Linked DNA regions of Mus musculus: regions 1 and 3 are each linked to region 2. The links are chromatin loops, found by intact Hi-C in ENCODE. Cell type or tissue: left cerebral cortex. All regions are shown on one strand.

Region 1 (8,000 bases), 78 kb after region 2:
TGTGGGAAGCGGAGCAGAGGTGGCCTGAACTTGGGCTGATTGAACTGGCCATGGTGGCCTCCTCTGCTGGGAGAGGAAGAGCAGAGAACTGTATAGAAGATGCTGTCTGTCGGGGCGCTCAGGGAGCCATCTGGGTTAAAGAGGTACCGTCTTCCAGGTTAGCAAATCTGGCTGTCAGCCAGCCCTGGGCTTCAGCTGCTAGAGTTTGAGGAAGTGAACCTTCAGGCTGGAGCCTGCCCAGGAAGCACAACGAGGAGCTCTGCGGAAGAACCTACTGGTAACCCTTAGGCTCCTCCAGCTAGTGCTTCTGCCCTCAGGACTTGATCCCTCTTAGGTTTCACTTGACTGAGAGTCTTTAAAAGGATGTAAAGTACCACAATTGCAGGTGTGTCTGAACGTATTTATGCTGGCCACCACTCCCTGGGGCTTGCTCACTGCCTTCAAAGGCACTGCATTCTCTTTCTTTAAGATTTATTTTATTTTTACTTATGTGATTATGTGTGCTGGTGCCCATGGACCCAGAAGAGGGCGCTGGATCCCTGGCCTGGAGTTACAGGGATGTGTGAGTGTCAGACGGTGCTGGGAACTGAGCTAAGTTCTTTGCAAGAGCATTGAGTGCTCTTAACAGCCAAGCCTCTCTCTAGTCTCCTCCACTCCACTGAGTTTTCAATGCCACATGTTTTACTAGAGTCCTTGGGGGGAATTTATGGGGGATGGGGTTATCAACTTTGTGAAATCAACTTTAGGCAGCTTGGATGGCAGCCACCTTAGAAGCAAGCTGGCCTTGGGCTAAAGGCTCCTGAGTGACTAAAGGACCCCGACTGACTTTCCAGTTGTTCTGAGCCCTTCCTTCTTGCTCCCTGGCTGTATATGTTTATCAAACCTCAAAATATTAAGTGTGGGACTGGAGAGATAGGTCAGTGGGAACTAGAGGTTGATATACAAGTGTGAGGACACCAGTTCAAATCCCCTGCACCCATATGAAAAATGAGCACGGCTACACGTGTTTTCTGTGACCCCAGTGCTGGGGAGTTGGGGGACAGAGATAGGAGGACTGATGGTGCTTGGCCATCAGCAGCCTGGCTCCAGGTTCAGTGACAGATCCTGGCTCAAAGGAATACAGAGAGTCAAAGCAGGCACCCAACATCCTATTCTGGCCTCCTCATAAACACCCATGCTCACACGGACAAGGGATGTAAGCCTCTATGTTCCAGATCCCACAACGTGAAATAGGAGTAACAAACATAAAAGTCCACACGGAACCATGGCCAGCCTCATATAGTCAAAGACCCACACACTTTTACGTTAGCTGACATACACTAAATCGACAACTAATTTACACAGAACATCCACGCTCTAGGACCAGACAGCCCTAGTTGGTGGCAGCCATGGTAACCAGCAGCTACAGCTCTTTGCAAGCACAGGGTAGCACTGGCCCCAGCAGCTTTGGAGACACCCACCCACCTTCTTGATTCAGTAATCCCATGGCTCTGCTCTACTTAGAGAAGAGCGTAATTGAGCCCTTCAAAGGCATCTAACAATGGGGATAAATTACTGTTTGACAGAGCCTGCGGATGCTTTCCGGTTACTGACGCTGAGGCGTACGGTAGAGCGATGTGGGATGACATTTGCGCCGTGAAGCCTTCGAAGGCCAGCAGAATTACAATAGCCTGTGCACTGGGAGAGAGGGCTGAAGCCCCATTTACAGGTGGGAAAGGTGGACATTAGCAGAAACCTCTTATATTTTCTAAAATTTGTTTTTTTGGTTTTTTTTTTTTTTTTTTTTTTTTTTTTTAGCATTACATCATAAATAAAGCAGAACAAACTACTCTTCCAATTTATTCCCAAACTACAAAAGGAATCTTCCCCCAACAGGTGAAGTCAGAGTTCTCTAAGATGTGCTCAGGCTTGGGATATTACCCAGCTGGGAGGACGCTGGCTTAACGTGCGTGAAGCCCTGGGTTCTAGTCTCAGCGCCATATAAATCAGGTACGGTGATACACATGTGTAATCCCAGCCCTCAGGAAGTAGAGGCAGAAGGATCAGAAATCCAAGGTTTTCTTCAGCTATGTAACAAGATCAAAACTGGCTTGGTCTACATGAGCCTCCATCTTAAACAAACAAACAAACAAACAAACAAACAAACAAACAAAAAACCCTCTAACTGGGCATTGTTGTTCCAGGTGCATTTTGATGGCCCCAAAGGTGCGAGGTATCACATGCTTCATGTCATAGGTGTAGAAACTGAGGTTTTATCAAAATACAGCTTCAGTCTGCTCCTAAGGTTTCACGGGGTCACCCAGGTCCCAAGCATACTTCCGAGCTTCCTGACCCGATGCTATGCCACCTCTCTGGTCTCTCAGAGAAATGCTTGAGCTTTCATTCAAAAGACTGACATTCAGTTTGTTGCTAGTGAAGGTACTGGCTCGCCGCACAGTTTGTACACAGCAGCTAAAGTCACCCTCCCGCTCTCCCTCGCCCCCAGACTTAGGCACTTAAGTACACCGTGGTAACAGGCAAGGTCATGTTTCTTTTCCACCCCAAGGCCACGTTGCCCTGCAAAGTGATTGGGTGAGTGCAGCTGGGCTGTGCCTCCGGATCTGGAGGCCTACTTGTCTACTGCTAGCCACGTGATGGCTGCTTTGCTTTTATTACAATGCAAGTGAAGATTTAGGAGATGCTAAGAGGGAGCCTCGTGGTAGAAAACAGAGAGCCCTCTGCAGAGTCGCCAGGGTGAAAGGGGCAGGTGAGAGTTCCGAGGCTGGAAATGAAGCAGAGGCAGGCAGGCAGGGGTGGAAAAGCTCTTGTGGAGCCCTGGTGACAAATGGGGAGGTCAGAGGGAAACTGGGCACTTCCAGAGAGAGGAGAGAAAAACCAGAGCCAGGCAATTTCCTGCAGAAACACCTGTGGGGATGATCGTTTGATTGTTTGGGGTTTTTCCCTTCTTTTTTTAAACCTGAGGAAAACTGTTGAGTCAGCTATTTTTATCATCCAAGATTTATTCCAGAGATTTCCTCCGGCTTGTGAGAGACATCTTATGTCCCTGTCACAGCCAATTGTCATAAGGGAATGAAAGCTCCCCAAAGTGTCCACAAGCAGGTTAGGGTACAGGGGGGTTCTATGTGGTGAATTGCAAAAATATTGATTTTTTTTTTTTGTTTCTTCACAGTTTGAATCTGACTGTATGGCCTTATGGGAATTTTCTCTCATGGCCGTGAAGCTCCAGGAGGGGAGGGCCAGGATGCCTGCCTTACTCTTCATTTCTCTCTGAATGGCTCTTTTTATAGACCTCTAATACTGCCAGCAGGATCTCAGGACACTTTTCCTCTGGGCCGTTTCTGACAGGAAGTCTGAGGTGCATGACAAATGGAAGGAGAGTGTGTCCCCCACCCAGTGCTGAAGTTAAGGACTGGGGTACTAATACCCCAGCAAAGGTGACTGACAACGCTGTTCCATGGGCACTACCACACCTCAGAGCCTACAAATGACCTCAGGCTAGATGACCGAGTCCTCTGCTTGCCCGACCACTGTGGCTTGGCAGTCTTCAGGCTGTGCTTAGCCACATACCCTCCCCCACCCCCTGTTCTCTAGATCCATCAGGCCTGTGGGTAATTTCTGACCTTTCTCCTGCTGTCTCCTGCTCTGGGTAATATGCCCTATCTTCTCTTTCTCTTACACATACCTAGTTATCAAATATATGGGTCTCTTCTTCAGGGCAACCCTCAGACACTCCGAGGTTTCCTTCCCAGGTTCCCCATGACAGGCCTCCATGTCAACTCTTAATCACTTTGCTTGTAGCCAGAACTCAACCTTTGAATCTTGCTGTTCACAGAGCCTAATCCAGAGCCTGGACGGGATCGTGGTATGGATGGACAGATGGACAGACAGACAGACAGATGGACAGATGGCCCCATTGTCCTACTCCCACGTAGCTCTTTGATCAAGAGCAGCAATGGGGATGAGGGGGAGAGCCTTAATCTCAGGATGAAAGGCGCAGGCTGCTCTTTAGAAGATAAAGCATTTTTTTTTCTTTCTCACTTGTGTGAAAGATCCTGTCCCATCAATCTCTCCCAGGTGCTGTGTTCTTCTCACAAAGATCCCAGTTTACCTGTGTGAGGGCTCCAGGGTTACCCAGCTCTTGAGAGGTGTTTGAATCTTTGGCGCTAGATGAGGATCCTGACATACACTTTGAAGTTCCTCTTCATAGGCGCCTGCCAGGAAGCAGCCATGGGTTTTATAGGTGAAGAGTCCTGGCTTCTCGGGAGCCCTGGTTTGGGGCTCAGGGCCAGGAGTGTCCCTGGGGAGGCATTGTTCTGTGTTGCTCATAATAGCACTGGGCAGACAAGGCAGGAGCACCCATGCAGGAGCATCCATGCAGGAGCACTAAGGCTCCCTCCACTGGGCTTGCTGATGGCTGGTACTCATATTCATTTAGAATCTGAAAGCAGCTCCTTTCTCCTTTTGTTCCACGCCACACGGTTTAACTTAGGGTTGATTCATGTTCATTAATTCCTTTGTTCCCTAAGATGTTCGGGTAAGGCACTGCAGCCTCCTGAAATGGGGCTCTTAGCATCCCTGTAGCACCAGCCGTGGGTGGGGGTGATCTGAGGTTGCTGCCAATCTCCCAGTGAGTTGGTGGCGGAGTGTGGCTGTAAGCTAAGCCTCTCCCAGCAAGCAGAGCTCATTTCTTTTCTCCCCCAGGCAGCCACTGTGCTGCCTCAGTAGCTCTTTCTCCTCAAGGCTGAAGCAAGAGCCCTGGGTTCAGAGAAGCCTGGCTGTGAGCCTCCTGACTCAGCTGTGTGTAGTCAGCTATGAGGGAGAGTCACAGCCTGAGCTGACACACTGTTATCTCCCTCGTTCCCCTAGAAATCCAATGGAGCCCGCAGAGTCTGGCTGCAGATTGCTCAGGAGAGCAGGGACGCTGGATCCCCTTTGTGAGACACTCCTCCACTGGTAAGGCTCTGCTCTCATGGTATGCTCACCTCCCAAGGGTCTACCTCCTAATACCATTCACTACTTTGGAGATTTTTAGGTTCATTAGCTATTGCTGTGATAAAAAATATCCTAACCAAAAAAAAAAAATGTAAGGGGGGAGGTATTTATTCCTGCTCATGGTTCAAGACTGCATGCAGTCCATCATGGTAGGGCAGTCACAGTGGCAGAGACTGAAGGAACTGTCCACACTGAACCTATAATCAGGAATAGGAGTGTACACACACACTTATACTCGGGTGTATTTCTCAACTCCGACTTAATTTGGGATCCCTTGCTTTGAGGATGGCACCAACCACAGTGGTCACGTCTTACCACCTCAGTCAGCATACTCAAGGTATGTGCCTGCAGGCCAACCTACTCTGGACAAGCAGTCACTAAGTCTCCCCACTCAGGAAGTTCTAGATTGTGTCAAGTTGACAGAGCTAACGGGGCTAGGACGACCTCCTCACCCACCAAGTGCCTCCCCTGACAGCTCTGTGGTGAAAAGTACCTGAAGGATGCTTACAGTGCAGGTCTGGCTCAGGGCACAGGCTTAGCTATGTGGACAGCGGATGGACAGATGGCTCTTGTATTGCAGTCACCTCTCCCAGCTTTCTGTGTCCTCCTGGGATTTGATAGGCATGCTTACCATTTTTGTTCAACAAATAAACAGCATCACAGATCCTCTGTAAACGGCCTCTCTCTGAACTATATGATCCAGTGTTTTGAGCCAATAAATCTGAGAAAATGCTTTTGATAGAGTTCTCGCTACAAGTCCGGCGCTCTCGGATAAAGAGATCTAGACATGCATGAGGTCCATATAAACTGATAAAACAAAACAAAACATCACATTCTACAGGAATACAGAGAAATGGGACATATTTTGAAGGGAGGGTGGGGCAGACCCTGGGTGATGTTGCCCCATGAAGGCACTGGCAGAGTTAGATGGGCAGGAAAAAAAAAGGTCCAAAGAGCATCCTGAATAGATGGCTATGCAGGCTGGTGGCTGGGCTATCCTATGGTAGCATGGCAGAGACATAGAAGGCTATGCAGGCTGGTAGCTGGGCTATCCTTTGGCACCACAGCACAGAGCACATGAGGCTACAGGTGGTAAGATGTGATTTCGGTAACTGTGACCGAGGATGGGTCTTCCTTTGGGGCCCATGACCTAAAAACCATCGGTGCTCTTAAGACATCAGTTGAGGAGCTTCATGAAGTGAGTGTTCTCTGCCGAGAGGATGCTTCACTACCGTGTGTCCCTGATGAGGTCCCCACGAGCCTCAGTCCTAAAGCACCACAGTAATGGTGGGAGATAGCAGAGCGGGGGAGGGAACGCCTGAGAGCTGCGATCCAGATAGATCAAGACATCTGATTTGAATAATTTCTCAGGCAGCTCCTCCCTGAAAAGGGAAAATACTTCTGGGAAAACCTGACGATCGACAGGCATAGTTTTATTAGCGCATGAACCTTTTATAAATTTAGACTATACAAGTGGAGGTTTAAACACGTACACATTCCCAGGAGACCACAGTTAGGATCACAAGCAGGGGCTCAGGATAGTTTGCTTGGTAAGGTTGCTATGCAAGCATGGCAATCATTCGTGGTGGCATGTACCTGTAACCAAGTGCTGTGAGGGAAGGGGACAGAAGGGTCCCTGAGTCCTTCTATGGCTAAATCTATGAGCTCTGGATTCACTGAGGCACCTTATCTCAAAAAGAAAGGTGGACAGTAATCAAGGGAAGACACCTGCAGTCAGCCTACAGCCTACCACGTGCGTTCACGTCCTCACTGCACCACACACAGAACCGAGTCTCAAAGTCTGGTGTTAAGTCTCTTATTAAGTTTTATGTGCAGACAACATACATTTGTCACATTCGCATAAAGTGCCTCATTTCTTCTCATTTGTGAAAAAAAAAACTCTTTACCTTATCAGATACCACCTTTATTTACAGTAAGTAGAACCTTTCAGTTAAGTTGAAGAGAGCTTCAACTTAACAAAGCAGGCTCCTCAAACATGAAATGAGTCTCGAGGCCCTGCAGCTATGTGGAATCTCCAGAAAAGTTGATGTGTTATTCTAGGAGGACTGGGGACATGGGCAGCTTGTGGCACAGGAGTGGTCAGCACGCTAAGTAAGACTGGTGACGCCCATCAGGGGCACTGATGCAAGCCTCTGCTCTCTTGTTCCCTGCACTCATGCTTGTTTGTAGCCTGAACTGGGCTCTGGACTAAGAGATGACAAAGAGGCATGAGGGCCAGGACACACTCATGCCACTGAGTGAGGAAGAGTGACAGCAATGCTGAAGACGAGTGTTCTACCCTCGAGAGGTGACTCTAGACTGGTCACTGGGCCACCCTAGCTATGTGGGAGACTGGGTCTGAATCACTCGTCCTTGGCAAGATGATCAAAATGAAGACCCTAAATCACCTCAGTGAGTATTGAATTCAAAAAATAAAGCTGTGCATGATTATAGAAAAAGAATTCCCATTTTAAGCGACCAAACTTACATTTTGTTCATCAGTGACAAGTGTACCAATCATGTTAGGATTTTATTTATGGGGAATAAACACAAGAAGTCACTAAACAGAAGGTCACAGAAGTCTGGGAGTCCGGAGAGTCCCTTAAGGGTGACTGGGGCCTGACTGGCTGTAGAGTGAGCTGGAGGTGAAGGTGAAATGGAGGGAGCCTCACTCTCAGCTATTCTAGAATGAAGCTCCCACTGCACAGTGTTCTGGGATTTGCGTAGATTATGGGTCCAAACACACAAAGTCCCCAGGGAGAAAGAAAGGCTTTGTGTGTTCGAGGCTTGGCCCCCCGGGGGCTCAGCTTCACTCACACAATTGGAGTGAAACACAGGAAGTGATCATTCTGAAGACAGCACAGAGGTAAAGTGGCGCTTTCTCAGCCACATAAAAACTAAAACCATGCCCCACAGCTTACAACACACCAACAAATGGGACCATTTGCTGGCTGGTGAAAGTCTTTAAAGTGGATTTCACATCAGTGAGCCTGGGAAGGTCTCCTGCT
Region 2 (8,000 bases):
TCTTCTGGATGTTTACAATGGTAAAGTGATGGTTAACACTGTCAACCTGATAGAGTCCAGAATCTCCTGGGAGATGGACCTCTAGGCACGCCATGGGAATTAATTATCGTGACAGCATTAACTAAGGTGGAATGACCCACCCACTGTGGGTGGCACCATTCCCTGTGCTAGGGGTCCTGAATTGTGTAAGTGGAATGAGCTGAGATGTAGCATTCATTTGCCTCTTCTGACTGTGGATGGCACACAACCAGCTGCTTCAGGTTCCTGCCGCCTAGACTATCTTGGACAGTGAGCTAAGACAACTTTTCCTCTTCTTTAAGTTGCTCTTCTCATTTTATAAGAACACCAGAAAAATAACTAAAGCAAGTGATAAAAAACAAAACAACACCAAATGCAATCATTAGTAAGTTCTGCCTGCTAGGACCCCATCTCTTCCAGAGATCCCATGGTAGTCCAGAGAGGCTGGCATGATTACTCTTCATATTGAGGAGGCCATAGTGCTCAACTAGAGAGGTCAAGGCAGGTGGTCACGTTCTCTTGGCCAAGGCCACATTTCAGACATGGGTGGTGTCTTAGGTTGGGTTTCTATTGCTGTGATTAAACACCACGGGCAAAAGCAACTTGTAGCGAAAAGGGTTTATTTCAGCTCACAGTTCTTAGAGCAGGAACTCAAACAGAGGCCATTGAAGATTGCCGCTTACTGGAGCTACTCATGGAGCTACTTGCTTTTTTTTTTTGTGCAACCCAAGACCATCTGCCCAGGCGTGGCACCACCCACAATGGGTTGGGCCCACACATCAATCACATCAGCCCCGCCCCCCAAATGTCCTACAGCTTTGCCTACAGTCCAATCTAATGGAGGCGGTTCCTTGATTGAGGGCCCTAGCTTGTATCAAACCGACCAAAACTAACCAACATAGGGGTAGTGCTGGGGTCCCCACCATTGCCCTTTCCTCATTTTCTCTCAAGCCGGAATGAGGAGGAAAGACCCCCCAAGGCCCAGCCATACAGGGACTAAAGGGTAGCAAGTCTGCAATATTCCCGCAGCGTGCACGGTCACTGCCTACAAGCGTCACAGCAGGAAGACGCCACTTCCACCTTTGTCCTTGTCTGGATGGAGAAATGAGTAAGTGTGGAGACAGAGCCATAAATAGACCGTGCAGAAAAATCACTATCCCTAGAAGCCCGCGACACCAGTGACAAACAGTCAAGGGTGAAAGTAAACATTCCATCTCTCATTAATCACAGGTCACAGGCTGGCCCTGGCAGAGACCCGTGGTCCCAGTCTCCTTCCATCTGACATCACCCCTGATTCCACCATAACAGACGGATGCTTCAGACGCACTGGGAAGATGGCGCCTGAGAACTGATCATCCTTCCTTCCCTGCTTCATGCCATTCCAGATATCTCTTCTGTGACCAGTGGCTTCATGGGTGTTCTGAGGCTCCAAACTCATTCCCCAGCAAGCTGCCAACATCTCTGACTTAGAAAGAATGTCAGAGACAGCATTGTCCCAGGACCTTGCACAGCAATTACGCCTTGAAGGAGAAATACATGCATCCAGCACATGTCGCAGCTCACTTAATTCTAGGTGGGAGGAGCTTTAGGGTCCTCCCCTCCCCCTTCTTCCTTTGGCTGTTCCAAGCCTTGGGTTTGGGGTCTAATTTGTTAGTTGGTTAAGGGATGGGAAGCTGGTGATGACCTGCAACCTCAGCCCACCACGCAGGTGCAGGCCACTTCCTGGCACCTGCCCGCCTGCCAGCAAGGCAGGGGAGGAGGGGCCTGGGGCAAGCATAGAGGAAAAGAACTGTGATTTCATATATTGTCCTGTGAGGTCCTGAGTGGCAGGACGTCCTCTCTGACACTGCCACAAGTGCGTGCTGATTGCCATCTCTGATAGATCCATGTGAAATGGAATTCACAAGGCTCTGCGCACATCAATAACACTTCTGTATGATCCTGGGCTGAGTATTGTACTTTATGCTCTCCTTTGCTTTCTCTCTTCCATCCCTTCCTTCTTTTCTCTTTCTCTTTTTCTTTTCAGACTTTTACTGTGAAGCCCAGGCTGGCTTCATTCTCATCTGCCTGCTTCAGGCTCCCAAGTGTTCGGGTTCTGAGCATGGACGGCCACACTGAGCGTGTAGTGTACTAGTGACCCCTCCCTGTATCTGCATATACATATCCACTCGCTTTTTCCCAGACTGCACAGACGTTCCTAGTGCGTACACATCATGAGCTATAAAGCCCCTCTCACTACAGTGGGACACTTCTGTTTCTTTTTTCTTTACTAATGTTATGTTCACATGATGCTGTAACAAACATCTTTGCACACCTATCAGAACATGCCATACTTGAAGGAGCCATGCCTTTCTTCCAGTGGACACTTCCTGGTCACATCCTGCCAAAGTCTCCTGGGATTGGGACCCTGAGGGAACAGTGGGAGACACTGCACAGGAAGGTCTTCTTTTTACTTGCTTATTTATTTAGTGACAAGTTCTTGTGTGGCGCATGCTGGTCTCAAACTTGCTGTATAGTTGACGATGACCTTGAACTTCTGATCCTCAGGCTTCCACCTTCAAGAGTTGAGGTCACAGGTACCTACTGTCATGCAGCGTTGGGCATCAACCCCAGAGCTTTGTACATGCCAGGCAAGTGCTCTACCAACTGAGCTACATCCTCTGGAGGGAGACTATTTTTTTTATTTATATGAGTACACTGTAGCTGTCTTCAGACACACCAGAAGAGGGCATCTGATCTCATTACGGACGATTGTGAGCCACCATGTGGTTGCTGGGATTTGAACTCGGGATCTCTGGAAAAGTGCTTTTAACCTCTGTGCCATCTCTCCAGCTCCAGAGGAAGATGTTTTATAATGAGGAGTAAGGTCATGCAAAATGCTATCTATGAAAGGGTCTTTGGTAGTGATGAGAGGAGAGACAGGTGTTTTGAAATCTGTCCCTTGATTGAATGCTCCAGCACAGGTCTTCTCTGATTGTCAGCCACCAGACAGGACAGCCTGACCTCTGGAGTGGAACAGGCTGCCTGAGGTGCCATCTATCTCTTCCTCTTCTCTCTTCAACCCATCCCTCTCAGCCAAACCTCCCAGGTGCAGGCACGCCTCTGCAGCACCCTCCTTCCAGGCCCAGGAGAGGACCGCTCTGGGCCCCTCAGGTCTAGCACAGCTTTTTGAAGGAGTGGGTGTCTTCCTTCCCCTTCCACCTCTCACCTCTTGTCAGCTTCCCTCTGCAGCATCCACTGAGTGGCAGCTCCCCATCCCCCTGCCCCCTTGGCTGCTTGGTTCCCTTGTGCTGGGGTCCTCAGGGTGCTCCTCCCTTGCCCCCTTCCCTGTCCTCCCTGTCATTTATTAGCTGAGTTTTAAATACCTCCAGTGAGGAAATGCCATCTAAATTCCTCCCAGTCCTTATCTGCAGGCCACAGGGGCTTTTGCCTCTGGAATACCTCATTAGCATCTCAAAGAATCTGTTGTGGGCTTTCCTATCCTGTCTTTTTTACCTACCTTGATAAATGGCACCTCCACCTACCTACTTTCAGGAGTCAGAAACCCCGGGTCAGTTTTGAAACTTCTCTCCTACAACCTCAGCTTCCTGAAACACTTCATTCTGTACATCAAACACAGCAAGCCAAGCTCTCCACCTGCTGGGATGTTTGACCTCTGCCGGGCTGTGGGACACCTGTGCCCACCTCACCTGCCCTCCTGCCTCCGAAACTGCCTAATAGAGACCAGGTCAGCCCTGCATTCCCCTGACTGAAACTCAGGAGGGAATCCACACTCTCCTAAGTCCCTCATCCCTTTCTCTAGTGGGTTTGAACAGCAGTGTTCCCTTCCTACCATTCCACCCCATTCTGTCTCCAGAACACTCTCTAGGCCTACAATGCCCTGTCCCTGCATCCCGCCTGGTGACTCGTTGCATCTTTCTAATCTCAGTTGCTATTGACCATAGTGAGTTTATTTTTTTCAGTTGCACCTCCCTGATCCACCTCCTGAGAGAAATCACTCTATGCTATGCTCATTGAAAGGTATTTTCTTTTACAGAATTATATCTATCTATCTATCTATCTATCTATCTATCTATCTATCTATCTATAATACTTAGGTTACAGGAAGTTTTCTGTGTTACATGTCTGCCTGGCTGCTCTGAGCAACACCTGTGTGACACACAGCACAACTGTCATCCTACTTGGGCTATCAGTCACTATGCATGAAGACGGGAAGTGCCTCAGGTAGGCTCTGTGTGTGTGTGTGTGTGTGTGTGTGTGTGTGTGTGTGTGTGTGTGTATGTATGTATGTGTAACCAATGTGTCTGGCCTGGAGAAGACACCTGTGAATTAAGCTCCCTTCCTGATTTCATTAAGTCACCAGAGGGACCCAAGCTTGATGGGACAGCGTGTCCCTTGCAGGGCAGCTGCATAGACTCCATACACCCATGTGGTGGCCCTCTACACCCCAAGATGGTGGGTGGTGCCCTTTTACCTAGCTGCACCTTTGAGAATTTAGAGAAGCTGAAGGCTGGGCCTCGGGGGAGAAGGTGGGCTGTAGGGGTGATGTCCACTCACAAGGGGTCCCAGCCCTGTCCTCAAGGAGACAACCCCGAGGCGCTCTTCAGAGCCTGCCTGTCACTTGAGAGGTGAAAGGAGGTAGATCAGTGTCAGAAGATGGAGCAGTGGGTTCCAGCTTGACTCGCATTAGAACGTCACATGGAGCTCAGAGGCAGGAAGGGAAATGCTCCTTTATGCTGGAGTTTATTTTTGTCACCCTGTCAGAGAGAAATTGCAGCCCTGGGGGCATTGGAGCTGCACAGAATTACCCAAAACATTAACATGCAAATTGCCTTCTTTAGAGAAGGTAATTTTATTAGTGCACGAAAATCTGAAAAACCAGTTTCTTTCTTGTACGGTGCCTGGGCACAATCCTGTCCTGGAGCGCACTGGGGAAAGTGAGGAGAGACTTGAACTTTAGGATTTTGTCATCTTCTCTAGTCACACACCCTTAGCATGGCAGCTGGTGGCTGCCAGGTGGTGCTGCCCGGGATGGAGAGAGCAAGTGACTGCCTCGAGATCCATCCCACGTGCCTCAGAGAGCCCGAGGAGTGCCTAAGGAGTGCCTGGAAACCACTGTGGGGACTGGAAGCCTCCGCTCTGAGAACCAAGAGCCGCCTGTTCCTGTGGACGCTTAGTCACATCTATTTTAGAGCACATCTACTTCACAGAACTAAGTCACAGGCCCCCAAAGAGAACCAGGATCTGGCAGGAAGGCACTTGTGGGTATCAGAGGGGAGGGAAGGGAAGGGGAGGGGAGGGGAGAGGAGGAGAGGGGAGGAGAGGGGAGGGGAGGGAGTGCTGGGGCTGATATCAGGGATGGGCACTGCAGGAACTCTTAGGCAGGAAGGGTTTCACAGGGTCTGGTCAAGGCTGTTAAAATGGTGGGAATGGGAGGAATTCCGGGCAGGCAGAAACATCTGAGCAGGGGGGTAGAGATGGGGACCAGCAGTCTATAATAAAGGTGCCCATGGCAGGGGAAAATGGTGGAGGGATGGGGGATGGGAATGCAGAGAGTGCAGACAGCCAGCAGAGGTGCCTTCAAAGGCTGCTCTTTCACTCTGCTGTTGCCCAGTTTGTAACCTGTAGAGCTTGCTTAGAACAGAAAGAAAGAATTCCATGCCCCATGGGATTTTAGGAGGGAGGGGGTTTTCCCAGCCCAAGGGTGCCAAAATGACAGAAGGTTCTATGAGGCTGCGATTACATAAGGCTCCCTCCTCTTTTTAAGCAGTGAACAGGAAAAGCAGGGGCAGAGACGCCCACAGCCACCAAGAAGCTGCTGGGTGATGTCAGGTCTGCCCCAGCAGGGATGTGCACTCTTCCTGGGAGGCTCCACAACCTCCCTCACCCTCACCTGGATGGCAGCTGTGGCGCATAGCCATGGTGGGGGTACAGGGAACTTCTGAGAGACTCAGTGGTTGTCTTTTCTGAAGCCCAAGGGGGTAATGGTGTTGCTATTGGCATTTGGAGCTGAGTAGCTCTTTGCTGGGGCTGCCCAGGACATCATGGGGGTTTAGCAGTATCCCCAGCCACTGCCTGCTAGATGCTGGTGACAGTTCTGCCCACAGTGGTGACCAGACACGCTCACACCCTGGGAGAACTTGGGGCTCGGGCTTTAAGCCCTGTGACTTTCTGTTCCAGTGGAATGAATGCACACTTGAGAAGGAAACCTTGGCACTGTGCTCTCTGCTGGAGACCTTGGTCTAGCTGGGACCCTCCGAGAGCCCACGTGCAGACCGATCAGATAGCACTTTTGAGTTTTAGGACGCCCAGCTTTATCGCAAGATTCCACAGAAAGCCTCTGCCAGTGATTCGTGAGACACATTCATGGTAGGTGCTGACTGATGGAGCTGAGTGTGCCCAAGTTCCAGGTGGGGGCCGTGCATTCATGGAAGAGGCTCCCGGGGCCCCACGGTAGTCCAGGCTGGCCTTATACTTGTGATCCTCCTGCCTCATCCTCGCAGGTCACCATTGTGTCAATGTCGGCATCTGGTGGGTTATCTTCCCCACCCAAGTGGAAGGCTCTTGTGGTTTGGATGTAGAATAAACCTGGCTTGTGACCTGACACAAGCTAGAGTCCTCAGAGAGTCAATTGAGAAACTGCATCCAAAAGATCTGACTGTGTTTTTTAAATTAATGATTAATGTGGGAGGGCCTAGACCACTGTGGGTGGTGGGGCCCCTTGACTGGTGGTCCTGTCTTTTTGTATTTTAATAATGTATTTAATTTCATGCCCATTTGTGGTTTTGCCTGCATTCATGTCTGTGTGAGGGTGTCAGATCCTCTAGGCCTAGAGTTGCAGACCGTTGTGAGCTGCCATGTGGGTGCTGGGCAGAGCAGCCAGTGCTCTCAGCCACTGAGCCATGTCTCGAGCCCTGGCTCTGGGCGCTATAAGAAAGCATGATGAGCAGGCTCCTAAGGAGCACCCCTCCATGGCCTCTGCATCAGCTCATGCCCCAGATGCCTGCCCTGACTTCCTTCATCGGTGGACTGTGATGCAGAAGTGTGAACCAGATAAACCCTTCCCTCCCCATCTTTCTTTTGGTTACCTTGCTTCTCCACAGCAATAGAAGCCCGGGCTCAGCCCGGGACCCCAGCACACAGGTGGGGGATTATCAGGCTCCATTTAGGAAGGAGACTTCAGAAAAACCCAAAGGCAATGGGGGGAGAAAAATAAAGCCAATGGCATAAGAGGAAACCCAGGCCTCTGGCACCGGCAGCCACAGCACAGTGAACACAGCCTGGGCCCAGGCAAGATAAATATAAAACTCTCAGAAAGGAGGGCTCGAAAGAGAGTTAAAAATATTTTGAACTAAATAAAAATGAAAACAGAACACACTGAAGTGTGTGGGACACAGTGTAGTCAGATTTGCAGAATCAAATACATGGATTAGGCAAGACGTTCTGAAATTGGAAAAAGAAATGTTTTCAGGCTGGGTGTGGTGACTCACAGCCTTGACTTCTGCACTCAGGAGGTGGAGGCACAAGTGAATTTGGGGCCAGTCTGGTCTACACAGTGAGTTCCAAGCCAGTCAGGGTTACAGAGAAATCCTGTCTTACAGGAAAAGAAAAAAGTCTTATTTTAGGAAACAGAAAAAGAGCAAATTCAAAATGGCCAAAGATATGGTAAAAATCAGAAAACAAATCTATGAAATTAGACACGAAATCAACAAGAAAAATCAATAAAACAGAGGAGTTTATCCTTGTGGGTGGGGATGGGGGATCAATAGAACTGATGAGCCTCTAGCCAGCTTAACTGAGGAGAAAAAGAAGATCGCTAACTACTAATTATACATTACTAATATCAGCAACCAGAGCAAGGGTCCTAATGTTAGCATCAGAAGTGTACCCCCCACCTAGGGCCACGCATGAGCGTCATGGATGACACCTATGCCTGTGAATTTAGTAATTCAGGTGACAATTTACCAAAATTTACATAAGGA
Region 3 (8,000 bases), 52 kb before region 2:
GCTGGACTGACTGGCCCTGCAGAAGGACAGGGAGGGAAAAGGACTTCCTTAGGGAGAGTGCTGCCTTCTTCCATGTCTTCAGGACCCTCTTCCCCATATGCCTGCCTTCAGGCTGGCTGGGTAGGTTGCCAGCTAGGCCAACTCTTGAAATACTGCATGGTTTTTGTTGTTGTTATAGTCTGGTTTTTACATTTTTAAAATTCTATATGTACAGGGACTTTGCTTTGCCTTCATGTATGTCTGAGCACCACATACATGCCTGCTTCCCACAGAGGTCAGAAGAGGGACTAGAGTTACAGACGATTGTGAGCCACCATGTGGGTGCTAGGAGTCAAAGCTGGCTCTGAAGAGCTGCCAGTGCTCTTATTTGCTGAACCAGCTCTCCAGCCCATACAGCCGGGCTTGGCTTTGCTGGTGGTGGTGGGCTAGAGATTCTGGGGAGTTTGAAGAGAGTAAGCTGGAAGGTTTAACCTTCCCTGCTGCTGAGTCTTTTTAGCTCCCAGTCCCAAGGGCTGCTATGGCTTGGGAAGCTGATATATGAAGTAGCCAAGAGGCACACAGAGAATGAAGGGGTAGGAAGTAACTGATGTCTCTGGGTTATTGCCTCAGGAACAATCTAGAACTAGCAGGGCATTCTTGAACCAGATAGAACTCATGCTGAAGACTATTTGTTTGTGAGACACTGCCCTCCCAATGTAGCTGCACTCCGAGGGCCCCAGACCTGAGTCCTGACACCTCTTGCTCGCTCTTAGGTCCTGCTTGTCTAAGCTGTGTGCTTTTCCAGTTCCCATCCTAGGACTCCCCTCTCAGTGAACTTTCTGTGATCTTGGATGCAGAACGTGACCCCAGATGGTTGTGGGGCCTTGGGCAGGTTGTCTATCTGCTCTGTGCCTTGCTTTCTCTCTTCTGCTGCCCACCTCTTAGGATTCATGTCTTACCCCAGTGCTGAGGTCCAGAGCTGTTACAGAACTTCAGGAAGATGGTGGCTTTGGATAGAAGTCATGGTGCTGCTTCAGCAGGGATGGGTCCTTACCTCTGATTGTATTTCCAAGATGTGCGTGGGGTGGGGGTGGGGGTTGTCAACCATAGCTTCCTCTTGGACCCACCTATCTCTCAGCCCTTCCTTTTGTTGGTCATCTGGCCTCCTGGATTAAGGTCTTAATTCTGTATTTCAAAAGATCTTCAAAAGTTGGGCACATTGAAATGAGTTTTGAGAACTCCAGAAACCCTGGCCCATGCTAGATTGCTGGGCATCGTCTCCTGCCCTGTAGACTTTGGGCTTGAGAGGAAGGGAGCTCTCATCCTGTCAGATACCACAGCCAGAGGCAAGGTACAGCTCAGCTCCTCTGCCAGTGTCTTCCCATGGTCAGCTGGGCTGTCCAGCAGCCAAGGACAGTGATGGTTCTGCCAGCTCAGCTCAGTTCAGTTCCACTCTGCTCCCTTTCTGCCTCCCTAGGACTTTCTAACAGACCTGATGATGTCAGAGGTGGACCGCTGTGGGGACAATGAGCACCTCATCTTCCGGGAGAACACACTGGCCACCAAGGCCATCGAGGAATACCTCAAACTTGTGGGCCAGAAGTACCTGCAGGACGCACTAGGTAGTGGGGACATTACAGGGCCAGCAGGTGGCAAGGGCTGGGCGGTGCTCATCAGACCCTCACTGCTTTCTCCATGCTCACCCGCCCGCCCACAGGTGAGTTCATCAAAGCTCTGTATGAGTCAGATGAAAATTGTGAAGTGGACCCAAGCAAGTGCTCATCCGCTGACCTCCCTGAGCACCAGGGCAACCTCAAGATGTGCTGTGAGCTGGCCTTCTGCAAGATCATCAACTCCTACTGGTTAGTGCCACCTGTTGGGAGCTGTGTGCTCCTTTTTTGGCCTAATCCCTCCCTTCCATTCATCTTGACTATCTTTTTTTGTCTGAATGCCCCCACTCCTGCCCTGGGTGCCAGCATCTGATTCCACTGGGTTGTTGGACGGCCAGGTTCCTGTCACGCCCCTTTTTGAGTTCTTAAATATAGGAAAGCACTCAAGAATACCTGTAAGGTGTGTGTGTGTGTGTGTGTGTGTGTGTGTGTGTGTGTGTGTGAGAGAGAGAGAGAGAGAGAGAGAGAGAGAGAGAGAGAGAGAGAGTGTAAAACCTGGAAATGGCTGTTTCTCTACCTACAACTGGTGAGCACCCTGCACACGCAGAGGCGAATGTCAGTGCGCCGGTGCAACATGGAGCTAGAGCCCTGGTGTCCTGGCACTGCTCCAGTGGCTCCTCATCTGCCTGTCCCTGACGATTATTACCCTTGTATCAACTGAGGGAGCACTAGCTAGTCCTCTGACTGAAACAGAGCAGAGAAGAAAGGGGTAGTATTACAGTAGAAATGAGTTACTTGTTTGGGGCTACAAATGGGGCTGGAATTCGTTCCTGGGAAGCTTCTCTTAAGGCCGGTTTCCTAGGCACCTGCTGCATTTATGACGCCTTGCTGGCCTGGTGCTAACCCTGGTTGTGCTTAGCACACATGGGACTGACCTTGTAGGCCTTGCTGCCAGCCACAGTGCTGAGTTTGTATCCACATGAGAGAAGCTACTTAGGTGCCTGTACCATCATCTCAGCTCAGAGCTATGCTCGTCCTGCCCAAGCCACTCCAAAGCCATATCTCCACATTTGTCTGGTTCTTTCTCCCGTGTCGTCTCCTTTGATCTTACATAGTCTGGCCCTACATGTAACCTAATCGTCCATACCCTTGCAGTCAGAAGCACTAGCTCAGAGGTGCCACAGGAAGTGCTTGCCTTTCCCAACAGATAGGCAAAGGCAGGCCTCCTGGGTAAACCGTGACCTTAGGAAGGGGTCAGTGTGGCCAGTGCTTGTGGTAGTGCCCACTTGTCCTGGTCCCTCAGCTTGTTTTGCATGCGATGCTTCTCTGGGGTAAGGGGACAATTGTAGAGCCTTGAGCACCCTCGGAACACACTGTCATCTCCCCACTAAGCTGCATTCTCAACCTTTGCTCTCCATTCCATTGGAAGACCTTCTGTGATAGGAGTCTCTTCTTTCTGTCATCTAGAAGAGACTTCTCTTCTGGACAAGACCATCAGTAGACATCACCTGGCAGTAGACTGCCTACCCCCATTTCACTAGGCAGCCTTGCTGACTCTGCCTCATTTATTGCCCCACGTCCTGTCTGCTGGGCTCAGGACAGAGTCGGTAGTAGACTAGGTCCAAGGAGCACTGGGGTCTGGTATGCCCTGGGGTGAAAAGGTAGGAAACTCACCTAAAGTGGGTATTCAATGGAGCCAAGAACTCTGTGCTAGTGCCTTCTTAACTGTCACCCCAGGAAAGTTTGTTTCTCTCCCCAGCTAGTTCATGACAGACTGTGTTCTCGCTAGCTGGGGAGACTCCCTGTCCAGTCATCATGAGCTCTGTGGGAAACCCAGATTCCTATGACATCATTCAGGCAGAGGGATGAGTCTTGATAGCCAGAAATAGGAGCCCAAGGAACAGCGATCTGCCTGCCCTGTGGCTTTCTTCATGCCTCTAGACCCAGAAGCCTATTGTTGGAGCAGAAAGAGGTGCTCCCCTTGGGAGGACGAGCGCGATTGTAGTGGCATTCTTGCTATTTATATTGGCATGGAGCCAGTTCCACCCGCCTCCACGCTCAGCACACTTGGACCCTTCACTGAGAGTCTACCCTGTCTGCTGAGCAGCCTCTCTGCCCACCCTGGCTGGCTGTTTCCTTAAATGTCTGAGATTTCGTGGCTGCAGAGCCCTGAGCTCATTCCACCATCAACATAGAGCTGTGGTTGGAACTCAGGGTTCCATGTGACTCAAACAGATCTGACCCCCAGGCCCATCTTTGTTCCTATGCAGCGTCTTCCCACGGGAGCTTAAGGAGGTGTTCGCCTCATGGCGGCAGGAGTGTAGCAGCCGAGGCCGGCCAGATATCAGTGAACGGCTCATCAGCGCCTCCCTCTTCCTTCGCTTCCTGTGCCCTGCCATCATGTCACCCTCGCTCTTCAACCTGCTTCAGGAGTATCCTGACGACCGCACGGCTCGCACCCTCACGCTCATTGCCAAAGTCACCCAGAACCTGGCCAACTTTGCCAAGTGAGTGTTGTGTCCCATGGGATTGAAGTACACAGGGACAGAAACTTGGTGCATGTGTGACCTTGGCCTGGACTAGTGAAGTAGGCCTTGGTTTTGTTTCTGTCCCCCTTAGTCTCTCCCCCGCCACTTACCTCAGAATAAACCCTCCCCCACAGCCACCCTCCCAGTGGTGCAGTGCCGTTTGGTATGCTTCTTTGGGTTTCAGAGGTGGGAAGAGAAGATATTTTTTCCTTCTGCTTTTTTGAATTAACATATTATCATAATATGCCATAAGGATTCTCGTATGTCTTTTAGCACCAAGCTCCACTTTGCAATGAATGGCTGATTTCCTGAGTAGCTGGGCACTTGGGTTAATGCTGCCAAAATGATTGCCTGTAAAGCACTTCTGGTGGTTTTGTAGAAGTTTTGTTTGTTTGTTTGTTTGTTTGTTTAAGATTTAATCATTTTATGTGTGAGTTTTTGCCTGCATGTCTGTCTGTATAACACATGAGTGCTTGGTGCCCACAGAGGTCAGAAGAGGGCATCAGACGCACAGAAAGTACATTAGGGATGGCTGTGAAGTACCATGTGGATGCTGGAAATTGAATCTGGGTCTTCTGCAAGAGCAGCAAGTGCTCTCAACCACTGAGCCATCTCTCTGAACCCCTTGGCTGCCATTATAGACAGAGTAGATTAAAGTGGCAGGGCTGGGTAGTCTTATAATTAATTCATAGTTGGATTGAGCCCTTGCCCAGGTCTGTCTGAGCTGGGCCCTGACTGTAGACATGATCAGGCATGAGGCAAGTCCAGTAGAGAAAAGGGTGGGACCAAGACGAATGACAGAGTCTCAGGGGAGCAAAGGCTTGTGGGGAGAAAAAACAGGAAGGCCAATCATCTAGCTCAGATAAGGAACAGAGGCTGGCATGATGGCAAGGGCCTGGTACCAAAGGAGTCTAGGAGAGATGAGAAGTAACCCATGGGGGCCACAGGAACCTGAAGGCCACATGGTGCAGAGATGGACCACACAACATGGCCCTTACCTCTTCTGGATCCTGAAAAGGATCTCCACTGAACATGGTATGGCTGATAAGAGAGACTGAGGGAGGCTATAGCCAGGTTTCAGTTAAAAATGATAGGCATGGGGGAGGGGAGGCAGTGGCCTAGGGACAGATAGTAGGTGACTAGAAGATCAGGTCAGCAGGCCGAAGGGGAGCTGACAGCACTGCCAGACCTCTGACTTGTCCAGTGGATGATGGTCTCTTCCCTGAGAAAGGGGAATCCGGAGGAGGGCACTGGTCTTGGGGGTGTTCCTGATGACTAAAACCCTGAGCCAAGTGTGGATCTGAAATTGACCTCTGTGCTTGGCTTGCAAATCTGGAGGAGAAGAGGCAGGAGCCCATAATGGGCAGTGTTAGAGGAAACACGGAAAACTCTAGTGACTTCCGTTCTGAAGAGGGTAGAGTGGTCTTGGCCTTGAGAAGAAGGCCCTAGTGACTCCGAACCTTGCTTGGCAGCAGCCATGGTGAGGAAGGAGATGAGATCTGACTCAGGTAAGGGCCTCACCTTGGCCACCCTTTTCTGTCCAGGTTTGGCAGCAAGGAAGAATACATGTCCTTCATGAACCAGTTCCTGGAGCACGAGTGGACCAACATGCAGCGCTTCCTGTTGGAGATCTCCAACCCCGAGACCCTTTCCAACACAGCAGGCTTCGAGGGCTACATAGACCTGGGCCGGGAGCTCTCTAGCCTGCACTCCCTGCTCTGGGAAGCTGTCAGCCAGCTTGATCAGGTGCCTGTTGCCTGGGTTAGATGGTATATCTGCTAGGTTGGAGGCCCTACACCTGTGGGCCAATCAGCTTGTAGTGGGGCTCTCTCTGGATGTTCACTCCCCAGCCGTTATAGCCGTTAGCTCTGCGTACTAGGTCCAGGTCTACCCCTGTGTGCTCAGCTCTGATAGCCCAGGTACACAGTGATGCTCATTCCTTACCCAAGCGGGAGAGGAGAGGGTCTGACTTAGTTGCTTTACTGAAAAAGCCCGTGCTCTTGGTTTGTAGGTACTGAGAAAGAAAGGATACTGAGGTCCTCCATGTGACAGATCAGACTTGGGAACCTCTGTAGAGCAGGACTTAGAGCTCAGTGGCAATGTACAAGGCCCGAGTTTGGTCCTAAATTCAGGAAAAAAAAGAAACTGTTTCATAATTGCCATTAGCTGTCAGTGGACAGGATTAGTCCCTGCATGCCTGACGCTGCTTCAGTTACCTGGCCCAAGAAACCCTTCCCTAGCCTGGAGCCCTGCTGATCTCAGTGGCTGTAGCCTACTGTGTTTACCAGGAACCACTTCTTAACTCACCTTGCTTTCCAGGGCGCTAGGGAATCACTTTACACAAGTGATGATTGCTGACCCCAGGCTGGTACCCGCCTCTTGTCCATCCTGGAGGTGATTGCTTTGCCATCTCATAGACACATCCTTACATTCAGGCACAAGTACATGTGGGTTTCTGCCTTTCAGTTTGTTTTCCAGTGAGAACTTAGCTGTACATGGTTGTTGTACCTCTCATCCACATTGTGAGTGTCTTCCCATGTCACGTTACTCACCACTACCTCTGGCCTTTTAGTGCAGTGGAGTATCCTGTAGTGGGAACACTGTATCTCACCCACTTCTCGCTGCCACTCTTGCTGTTGAAATTGCAGGAATGCAGTTTTGCTCATGACTTCCTCCCTCCTTCCGTTCCTGAGCCAGTATGCTGGTCACTGTCCCATGGGTCTCAGAACCAGGCAGGAAGTACAGAAAATGATCAGTGTTGTCACACAGGCAATAGGGTGTGACAAGAATGTGAGATGGAACTGTTGCCCCCACAGCTCTGCCATGGGGTTGCCAGCTCTTTCTTTCAGGGCTTTCCACTGCATGGTAGTGTCCGCTCCTTCAGCTCAGCTGGAATCCTCTACACATCTGTGCTGTGACACGGAGGTTCAGAAGGCACTAGGCCTTCCTCTCTTGGGCCTAGGCACTGTCCTTTCTTAGACCAGCACCTTGCATCTGTTCTGTATCTGGCCTCTACAGGCTCAGGCATCAGAGGGTGCTAGCCCACCTCCTTGATGAAGTAGGTAATTTGAGGGGCTACCAGAGATGCCTCTTGGGTAGGGAAGTGTAGGCTGGGAGATTGGGGGCTATGACAAAGCAGATTTGCAGTACTCTCTTGCTGGGTCTGACCGGTGGGGGTCAGGGCTCTGAGTTTCTGTGACATAGGTGACAACTGCCTGTTTCCATTCTTGTAGAGCGTTGTGTCGAAGCTGGGACCTCTGCCTCGTATCCTGAGGGATGTCCACACAGCACTGAGCACTCCTGGCAGTGGGCAGCTCCCTGGCACCAATGACCTGGCCTCCACCCCGGGCTCCGGCAGCAGCAGCGTCTCTGCTGGGCTTCAGAAGATGGTGATTGAAAATGACCTCTCTGGGTAAGAGCTGCGGGCTGTGCTGGGCGGGGTAGCTGTGCCAGCAAGGAAATGATGCCCATACATGCACTCACAAGAAGCCTGGTGAGACCCTGAGTGTGTGGAGCAAACTTAAGAGATGAGCTCCATTTGAGATAAATCAGAGCAGGCTTCTTGAAGGAGGAATGCCTCTGCTCTTTGGGAAAGGTGCATGTCTAGGAAAGACATTCTTGGGTTCAGGGTCGATCCCGAGCAGAGGGCTGAGAAAGTCTGTGTTTAGGGATAATTACTGACCCCAATCCCTGACGTTTCCTCGGGACCTGTGCTTCTTAAAAATACCCCTTCTTGCTGCGCGTGGTGGTGCCAATACTTGGGAGGCAGGGCAAGAGGACTGCTGTGAGAGGGGGTATGGCCTGCAGCAGAGATTCAGGCCTGCCTGCTTCTCTCGTGTCCTTGACAACTCCTCTGATACCCTGTTTTTTGCCAGGAATGTCA

Evidence for each region. Peaks named below come from ENCODE experiments on the same cell type or tissue, not always from the same donor. Only the 100,000 strongest peaks of a DNase experiment are listed, where the experiment ranks them.
Region 1: it touches region 2 in a loop (5-fold over the local background); 2 of 42 quality-filtered maps call a loop at or near these places.
Region 3: a loop joins it to region 2, with 7 times the contacts of the local background. A loop is called at or near these places in 2 of 42 quality-filtered maps.

The regions. Positions count from the first base shown.
Region 1 is chr2:35,841,519-35,849,518 of GRCm38, forward strand. The region is part of intron 6 of Ttll11 (tubulin tyrosine ligase-like family, member 11); the gene reads right to left. Gm10829 (a long non-coding RNA gene) reads left to right here. Exons shown (of 4, transcript XR_003953791.1): 1 at 1-157; 2 at 1,566-1,708; 3 at 1,876-2,746; 4 at 3,170-5,706. Among named protein-coding and RNA genes, the nearest start is that of Gm10829, 4.0 kb to the left of the region's middle. In left cerebral cortex, a CTCF peak has its summit at 544 (motif pointing right); DNase peaks (open chromatin) are centred at 173, 1,415, 2,675, 3,950 and 1 more place; H3K27ac peaks cover 1,423 bases.
Region 2 is chr2:35,763,254-35,771,253 of GRCm38, forward strand. All of the region lies in intron 9 of Ttll11 (tubulin tyrosine ligase-like family, member 11), which reads right to left. Among named protein-coding and RNA genes, the nearest start is that of 9030204H09Rik, 52 kb to the right of the region's middle. In left cerebral cortex, a CTCF peak has its summit at 2,727 (motif pointing right); DNase peaks (open chromatin) are centred at 4,759, 5,130, 5,762, 6,378 and 2 more places; H3K27ac peaks cover 4,116 bases.
Region 3 is chr2:35,711,410-35,719,409 of GRCm38, forward strand. Dab2ip (disabled 2 interacting protein) reads left to right here. Exons shown (of 16, transcript NM_001114124.2): 7 at 1,457-1,601; 8 at 1,697-1,841; 9 at 3,860-4,096; 10 at 5,662-5,863; 11 at 7,351-7,529. Among named protein-coding and RNA genes, the nearest start is that of Dab2ip, 93 kb to the left of the region's middle. In left cerebral cortex, no CTCF peak of the experiment used is centred here; DNase peaks (open chromatin) are centred at 3,478, 3,671, 4,005 and 4,284; H3K27ac peaks cover 2,422 bases.